Regions from separate parts of the Homo sapiens genome. Here region 1 is linked to region 2. Evidence: chromatin contacts called from ENCODE Hi-C or POLR2A ChIA-PET data. All regions are on one chromosome and are shown on one strand. The core of a region is the stretch at or near the end of the contact, and the rest is flanking DNA. Distances in the headings are between cores, read along the strand shown.

Region 1 (4,426 bases), core at 635-3,134, 490 kb before region 2:
GCAGAATTTGCAGTGAGCTGCGATTGTGCCACTGCACTCCAGCCTGAGTGACAGAGAGAGAGACTGTTAAAAAAAAAAAATCCAAGTGTCAGAAGCCTCAAAGATCGAAACTAGACAAACTCATGAAGATGAGAAAGAATCAACAAAAAACAGCTGAAAGGCCAGAGTGCCTCTTCTCTTCCAAATGATCAAAATGTCTCTTCAGCAAGGTGCAGAACTGGACAGAAGATGAGATGCATGAATTGATAGAAGTAGGCTTCAGAAGATGGTTAATAACAAACTCTGCTGAGCTAAAGAAACATGTTCAAACCCAATTTGAAGAAGCTAAGAACCTCGATAAAAGGTTAGAGGAACTGTTAACTAGAATAACCAGTTTGGAGAGGAACATAAGAGGATGAGATGCATGAATTCACAGAAGTAGGCTTCAGAAGACGGTTAATAACAAACTCTGCTGAGCTAAAGAAACATGTTTGAACCCAATTTGAAGAAGCTAAGAACCTTGATAAAAGGTTAGAGGAACTGCTAACTAGAATAACCAGTTTGGAGAGGAACATAAGAGGATGAGATGCATGAATTCACAGAAGTAGGCCTCAGAAGATGGTTAATAACAAACTCTGCTGAGCTAAAGAAACATGTTCGAACCCAATTTGAAGAAGCTAAGAACCTTGATAAAAGGTTAGAGGAACTGCTAACTAGAATAAACAGTTTGGAGAGGAACATAAATGACCTGATGGAGCTGAAATGTTTGGCATGAGGCCCAGTCACTAGGGCCCTTTGCGACTGGGCTCAAGGAACACAAAAACGTTATCTTGTTTTTCAATAACTAACATATAGGAATAGATTGAAACAGAGATTTCTCTGAAATGACACTACATGAATGCCTCAATGAATGCCTCAAGGGGGTCACACAACCGGTTCTGAGACTTGGTGACCATTGTTTGTGTCTGTGTTCAATTTATTTCAAAATTAATATTTAACTTTTCCTCCACAAATTCCCCTGTCTTGATGAATGGGCTCTGTCTAGGCAAAAGGCCTGTCTTTATGAATCAGCTCTGTCTAGACAAAAGGCAAGGTAAAACCCTTGGGCTGTTACACAACCTCCGCCTCCTGGGTTCAAGCGATTCTCTTGCCTCAGCCTCCGGAGTAGCTGGGACTACAAGTGCACACCAGCACACCCAGATAATTTTTTGTATTTTTAGTAGAAATGGGGTTTCACCATGTTGGCCAGGCTGGTCTTGAACTCCTGACTCAAGTTATCCGCCCACCTTGGCCTCCCAAAGTGCTGGAATTAGAGGCGTGAGCCACTGCGCCTGGTTCTAAATGATTTCTATTTCCTGTAACAATTTGAAATTACTTAAAGGTTGTTTCAAATTGAAAAAAAGAATGTAGATAAAATATAAAAAGTTAAAAAAATTACAAGTGATTATGAAATATATGTGTAAATCTCGAGAGGTCAAAAGTGACAAATCTGATTTATATATAAGGTTTTATTAAAATTAGCTTTAGTATTGATAATACACTATTACCAAAGTAAAAGTTGATTTTCTAACAAAAATTTTATGTATTATTAATATGACAGCAAAATACTTCTGTTCACCTTTTGAATACATGCAAAAAGAGAGAGAGTAAAAAAGAGATAGAATTTTCCCTTGCTCTAGGGTGGGCCTGGCTCAGCTCAGGGAGGAAGCCCTGCCTGAAAAGGCTGCAGCTTAGGCTGTTACTCTTTCATCACTCAGCCCAGCATCTGATCACATCCTCTGTCACTCAGGGACTGAGTGGGCGGGGCCTTAAGCATTATCCAATCAGAGACGCTGGGCTGGAAACCGTCCAATCAGGCAGGCAGCTGGAGCAAAGAGGACGGCTTCCGGGTTTGGCGCGGCCTTTGTCTCTCGCTGCATCTGGAGCTCTAGGTCGCCTCTTCGCTACTCTGTGTCCTCTGCTCCTAGAGGCCCACCCTCTGTGGCCCTGTGTCCTGTAGGTATTGGGAGATCCACAGCCAAGATGCCGGGACCCCTTAGAAGCCTAGAAATGGTGAGAGTGCCCATTGGACATCCTGAGAGAGGGGAGGGACTGGTTGATGGGAAGTGGCTGTGGAGGGACTCAGGCCTCCCCGTAGTCAGCTCCACAATCTGCGTCCGGACTTCTCCTTACCCAGCTCGGCCTCAGTCCCCTTCAGCCATAAGATGGTGGCTGCGCTGACAGCCGGTCCCGGGGCGTCCTGTCTCTTCCCTGCGCAGTGACCGTGCCCTGGCCTGGCGCCCTCTCTGTGCAGCAGCTCTCCACCCGCAGCTTCGGGTCTCTCCCAGATGGTGCGGGAACCACGAGAAGGTCATCAGGGGAGAATCTTGACTCGGGGTGCGGGTTCACGATTCGGAAGAGCTTTGGTCCGTGGGGTTCACAGTTTCTCTTTTCTTTTGTTAAAAATTTATGGGGCCGGGCGCGGTGGTTGACGTCTGTAATCCCAGCATTTTGGGAGGCGAAGGCTGGCGGATCACTTGAGGTAAAGGGTTGCTAGGACAACTAAATTCCTCTTCAAAGACTCAACTTCCTGATCAGAAGTTGTAAAAGTTGTAAAACAACCCTACCCCTTTTTCTCCCTTTTCCTTTTCTCGCAAATCGCTCGTTTATCCTATTTGGAAAAAGTTTGGGTCTAAGCCAACCGGGATCAGCTTAGATTGTGCGGTCTGACCCCAGCCAATAGGGGAAGGACACAAAAACAAAAACTACGTTGGGGTTAAAAACCCATTCCTGGTCGGGCGCGGTGGCTCACGCCTGTAATCCCAGCATTTTGAGAGACCTAGGCGGGAGGATCTTGTGGTCAGGAGTTCTAGACCATCCTGGCCAACACCGTGAACCCCGTCTCTACTAAAAATACAAAAATTAGCCAGGTGTGGTGGCAGGCACCTGTAATCCCAGCTACTTGGGAGGCTGAGGCACGAGAATTGGTTGAACCCAGGAGGCGGAGGTTGCAGTGAGCTGAGACCGCGCCATCGTACTTAAGTGTGCGTGACAGAGCAAGACTCCTTCACACACACAAAAGAAGGGCCAGGCGCAGTGGCTCACGCCTGTAATCCCAGCACTTTGGGAGGCCAAGGCAGGCGGATCACCTGAGTTCGGGAGTTCGAGACCGGCCTGACTAACATGGAGAAACCCTGTCTCTATTAAAAATACAAAATTAGCTGGGCTTGGTGGCGCATGCCTGTAATCCCAGCTACTCGGGAGGCTGAGGCAGGAGAGTTGCTTGAACCCGGGAGGAGGAGGTTGCGGTGAGCCGAGATCGTGCCATTGCACTCCAGCCTGGGCAACAACAGCGAAACTCCGTCTCAAAAAAAAAAAAAAGTAAGAATCTTAAAATTTTCTTCCTTTATGTAAACACTGTTTGAGTAATTTCACTGGATTTTTCAAACACTTAGTTTCAAAAACCAAGTGAATAACACTGACATGGAAATTAAAGCTTGAACCTAGTAATTCCAAGCTAAGGCTAATATGAAGTCTGCAAAAGGAGGGGGTTAAAAAAAATTTTTTTTTTTTGAGACAGTCTTGCTTTGTGGCCCAGGCTGGAGTGCAGTGGCGCGATCTCGGCTCACTGCAACCTCCGCCTCCGGGGTTCAAGCAGTTCTCCTGCCTCAGCCTCCCAAGTAGCTGGGACTACAGGCACTCGCCACCACGCCCGGCTAATTTTTGTATTTTTAGCAGAGACGGGGTTTCACCATATTGGCCAGGCTGGTGTCGAACTCCTGACCTTGTGATCCGCCTACCTCAGCCTCCCGAAGTGGTGGGGTTACTACATTTTTTTTATTTTGACATGGAGTTTAGCTCTTATTACCCAGTCTGGAGTGCAATGGTATGATCTCGGCTCACCGCATCCTCTACCTCCTGGGTTCAAGGGATTTTCCTACCTCAGCCTCTGGAGTTACTGGGATTGCAGGCACGCGCCGTCACGCCCGGCTAATTATGTGTGTTTACTAGGGGTTTCTCCATGTTGGTCAGGCTGGTCTCTAACTCCCAACCTCAGGTGATCCATCCGCCTTGGCCTCCCAAAGTGCTGGGATTACATGCTTGCGCCACCGCGCCCGGCCAACAGGAGGTTATTAAAGGCCTAGTTAGTTTTTTCTGGGGAGCCTCGCCTGCAGATGTCCCAGCCTGCTCACCCCACCCATGGAAGGAGCCTTTATCCTGAGAGAAGCTACGGAGCCCTGGAAAGCTGGAGCCCCACAGGTAGTTAAGATTAAGGTGAAAGGAAACTGGGAGGGTCTTACTGATAATAAAGCTATTGTTTTGAGGCACTTTTTAGACTTTTTAAGATAAAAACGTCAGATTTATGTAAAAAAATGAATTAGTATTGGAACAGGAGAAAGTACCAACTAATTATAAGGTCTCTGTGGCTTGCAAAAATGTAGGCAGAAAAGGGCTTTTTTCCTAGGGA
Region 2 (4,242 bases), core at 931-3,430:
CACAACTACCAGCTAATTTTTGTATTTTTAGTAGACACAGGGTTATCACCATGTTGACCAGGCTGGTCTCAAGCTCCTGACTTGCGGTGATCCGTCCGCCTAGGCCTCCCAAACTGCTGGGATTACATGCCTGAGCCATGGCGCTCAGCCTAAAATATTTCTTAATCAAACTTTACTTAAGTTTATCTCCATCCCTCAGGCTAGTGAGGGATGGAGATAAGCCATCTCCAATGTAGGAGAAAAGCCCTTTTCTGCCTACATTTTTGCAACCCATGAAGATTTTTTAGTTAGCTGGTACTTCTTCCTGTTGCAATACTTCTTAGGAATTCATTTTTTTTTTACATAAATCTAATATTCTTATTTTAGAAAGCGTAAAAAGTGCCTCAAAACCATAACAACTTCATTACCAGTAAGACCCTCCCAGTTTCCTTTCATCTTAATCTTGACTGCATCTGCCTGTGGGGCCCCAGCTTTCCAAGGCTTTGTAGCTTCTTTCAGAATGAAGGCTCCTTCCGTGGCTGGGGTGAGCAGTCTTGAGATATCCGCAAGGGAGACTCCCCAGAAAAAAATAACAGGGCCTTTAATAACCTCCTGTTGGCCGGGTGCGGTGGCTCACACCGATAATGCCAGCACTTTGGGAGGCCGAAGCGGGTCTGAGGCAGAGAGTTCAAGACCAGCCTGACAAACATGGAGAAAACCCGTCTCTACTAAACACCAAAATTAGCCGGGCGTGATGGTGCATGCCTGTAATCCCAGCTACTGGTGGGGCTGAGGTAGGAGAATCGCTTGAACCCAGTAAGCCGAGATCACGCCATTACATTCCAGCCTGGGCACCACAAGCGACACTGTGTCTAAAAAAAAAAAAAAAAAAAAAAAAATACCCTGTTGCAGGCTTAATATTAGCCTTAGCTTGGAGTCACTAGGTTCAAGCTTTAATGTCCACATCAGTTATTCACTTGGTTTTTGAAACTAAGTGTTAGAAACTCCAGTGAAATTACTCACAATGTTTACATAAAGGAATTTTTAAGATGCTTACTTTTTTTTTCTTTTTTTTGAGCCGGAGTCTCGCTTTGTCACGCAGGCTGGAGCGCGATGATTGGATCTCAGCTCACTGCAACTTCCGCCTCCCGGGTTCAAGCAATTCTCGTGCCTCAGCCTCCCAAGTGGCTGGTACTACAGGCACGTGCCAACACGCCGATAGTTTTCGTATTTTTAGTAGAGACGGGTTTCACCACGTTGGCCAGGCTGGTCTAGAACTCCTGACCACGTGATCCACCTGCCTCGGCCTCCGAAGTGCTGGGATTACAGGCTTGAGCCACCGCGCCCAGCAAGAAAGGGGTTTTGAACCCTAATGCAGTTCCTGTTTTTGTTTCCATCCCCTATTGGCTGGGATCAGACCGCACAATCTAAGCTGATCCTGGTAAGCTTAGACCCAAACTTTTTCCAAATAAAGTAAATGCGCGATTTGCGAGAAAAGGAAAAGGGGGTAGAAGAAGAGGTAGGGTTGATTTACAACTTTTACAACTTATGACCAGAAAGTTGAGTCATTTAAAAGGAACTTAGTTGTCCTAACACCTCTTTACCTCAAGTGATCCGCCCGCCTCGGCCTCCCAAAACGTTGGGATTACAGGCGTGAGCCACAGCGTCCGGCCCCATACATTTTTAATAGGAGAAAAGAGAAACTGTAAACCCAAAGGAACAAAGCTCTTCCCATTCATGAACCCGCACCCCGAGTCAGGATTCTCCCCTGCCCACCCTCCCCTGGTCCCTGCACAATCTGGGAGAGACGCCACGCTGCGGGTGCAGAGCTGCCCAGAGAGGGCTCCAGGCCAGGGTAGTCACCGCGCAGTGAAGAGACAAGACGCCCGGGTGCCGGCTGTCAGCGCAGCTGCCATTTTATGGCTGAACAGGACTGAGGCCGAGCTGAGCAAGGAGAACTGGGGGAGCAGACTGTGGAGCTGACTGCGGGGAGGCCTGAGTCCCGCCACAGCCACTTTTCACCGGTTCCAACCAGTCCCTCTCCTCTCTCGGGATGTCGGACCCTCACTCTCACCATTTTTGGCTTCCAGGAGGTCCCGGTGTCTTAGCTGTGGATCTCCCAATACCTGCAGGACACGGGGCCACACAGCCTGGGCCTTTAGGAGAAGAACCAGACCTGGAGCTCTGACTGCAGCGAGAGACAAAGGCCGCACCAAACCCGGAAACCGTCCTCTTCGCTCCAGCTGCGTTCCTGATTGGATGGTTTCCAGCCCACCATCCCTGATTGGATAATGCTTAAGGCCCCGCCCCCTGAGGCCCTGAGTGACAGTAGATGTGATCAGACGCTGAGCTGAGTGAAGAAAGAGTGACAGCCTAAGCTGCAGCCTTTTCAGGCAGGGCTTCCTTCCTGAGCTGAGCCAGGCCCACCCCAGAGCATGGGAGAATTCTATCTTTTCTTTACTCTCTCTCTTTTTGAATGTATTCAAAAGGTGAACAGAAGTATTTTGCTCTCATATTAATAATACATAAAATTTTTGTTCAAGAGAAAATCAACTTTTACTTTGGCAATAATGTATTATCAATACTAAAGGTAATTTTGATAAAACCTTATAAAAAATCAAATTTGTCATTTTTGACCTCTCGAGATTTACATACATATTTTGTAATCTAATGTAATTTTTTAACTTTTTATATTTTATTTTTATCTACATTCTTTTTATTTTTTCAATTTGAAACAACCTTTAAGTAATTTCAAACTGTTACAAGAGACAAAGAAATCATTTAGGGCCAGTCCGCTGGTGCACGCTTGTAATCCAAGCACTTTGGGAGGCCAAAGTGGGTGGATCACTTCAGGTCAGGAGTTCAAGACCAGCCTGGCCAACATGTTGAATCTCATCTCTAGTAAAAACACAAAAAATTAGCCAGGTGTGGTGGTACACACCTGTAGTCCCAGGTGCTACGGCGGCTGAAGCAGGGGAATCGCTTGAACCCAGGAGGCGGAGGTTGTGTAACGGCCTAAGGGCTTCATCTTGCCTAGACAGAGATGATTCATCAAGACAGGGGAATTTGTGGAGGAAAAGTTAAATATTAAATTTGAACTCAGTTGAACATGGACACAAACAATGGTCACCAAGTCCTGGAACAGGTTATGTGAGCCCCTTGAGGCATTCACCTGCCGACCTTCCCCTGGTCCCTGCACAATCTGGGAGAGACGCCATGCTGCAGGTGCAGAGCTGCCCAAAGTGGGCTCCAGGCCAGGGCACAGTCACAGCGCAGTGAAGAGGCAGGACTTCTGGGGGCCTGGCTGTCAGCGCAGCTGCCATCTTCTGGCTGAATGGGACTGAGGCCAAGCTGGGCAAAGAGAACTGGGCACAGATTGTTTTGGAGAAATCTCTATTTTAATCTATTCCTATACGTTAGTTATTGAAAAACAATAGCCAATCGCAAAAAAAACAAGTTGACTTTTTTGTGTTCCTTGAGCCCAGTTGCAAAGAGCCCAGTTGCAACTGGGCCTCATGCCAAACAACTTGTTACAAAAAGAGCTAGGATCCCAGACTGCACCAAAGCTCCAAAGACCTCTCCTTGTCTGTACAGGGATGGGTGGCCGACTCTGGAGCCCAGGCTGTTGCTTCCTGGTCTGCTGATGAATCCTCCATAGTCTGGTGAGTGTAAAGATATATATTTTTTCTCTTCTCCCCTTCCCATTGCAATGCTCTTATTATATCAATTTGCTTATTATATATGCATTGCCATTTACCTGGGATAAAGCTTGTTTACCCTTAAAGGTATTGTGTGCGTGTCTTTTCTTCTCCCCTCATGTGTTTCCTGCACAGAACATATTTCTCAAAGGCTTCATTTGTTCCTTTTTATTCATTTTTGTTTAATCTTGTCTGCATGCCTTATTTTGGCAAGGTGGTCTTCAAACTCTGATGTTCTTTCTTCTGCTTGGTCAATGCAGCTACAAATACTTTTGTATGCTTCAGGAGGTTCTCATGCTGTGTGTTTTAGCTCCATCAGATCATTTATGTTCCTGTCTAAACCAGTTATTCTAGTTAGCAGTTCCTCTAACCTTTTATCAAGGTTCTTAGCTTCTTTCAATTGGTTTAGAACATGTTCCTTTAGCTCAGCAGAGTTTATTACCCATCTTCTGAAGCCTACTTTTGTCAATTCATCCATCTCATCCTCTGTCCAGTTCTGCACCCTTGCTGAAGAGACATTTTGATAACTTGGAGGAAAAGCCGCACTCTGGCCTTTCAGAGTTCT

Evidence for each region. Hi-C counts contacts between places; a loop is a spot of excess contacts on that map. ChIA-PET counts read pairs that join two places held with the same protein, here RNA polymerase II (POLR2A). Pooled maps may share reads with other maps.
Region 1: a loop to region 2 is called in a map of CD4-positive, alpha-beta memory T cell, with 7 times the contacts of the local background. The contact joins the promoter of ZNF486 here to the promoter of ZNF626 in region 2. A Hi-C loop is called at or near these places in 1 of 168 maps with a recorded cell type or tissue (CD4-positive, alpha-beta memory T cell), 2 of 37 single-sample maps with no recorded cell type and 15 of 50 pooled maps. POLR2A ChIA-PET finds 5 or more read pairs at or near these places in 6 of 52 experiments (CD4-positive, alpha-beta T cell, CD4-positive, alpha-beta memory T cell, WTC11 and 2 more).

Annotation. Positions count from the first base shown.
Region 1 is chr19:20,165,330-20,169,755 of GRCh38, forward strand. It overlaps ZNF486 (zinc finger protein 486), which reads left to right and starts at 1,885. Exons shown (of 4, transcript NM_052852.4): 1 at 1,885-2,031. The coding sequence starts at 2,002. All of the region lies in intron 5 of LOC105372310 (a long non-coding RNA gene), which reads right to left. RefSeq lists an enhancer at 2,467-3,408.
Region 2 is chr19:20,659,391-20,663,632 of GRCh38, forward strand. ZNF626 (zinc finger protein 626) reads right to left here and starts at 2,181. Exons shown (of 4, transcript NM_001076675.3): 1 at 2,054-2,181. The coding sequence starts at 2,056. RefSeq lists a silencer at 2,306-2,375.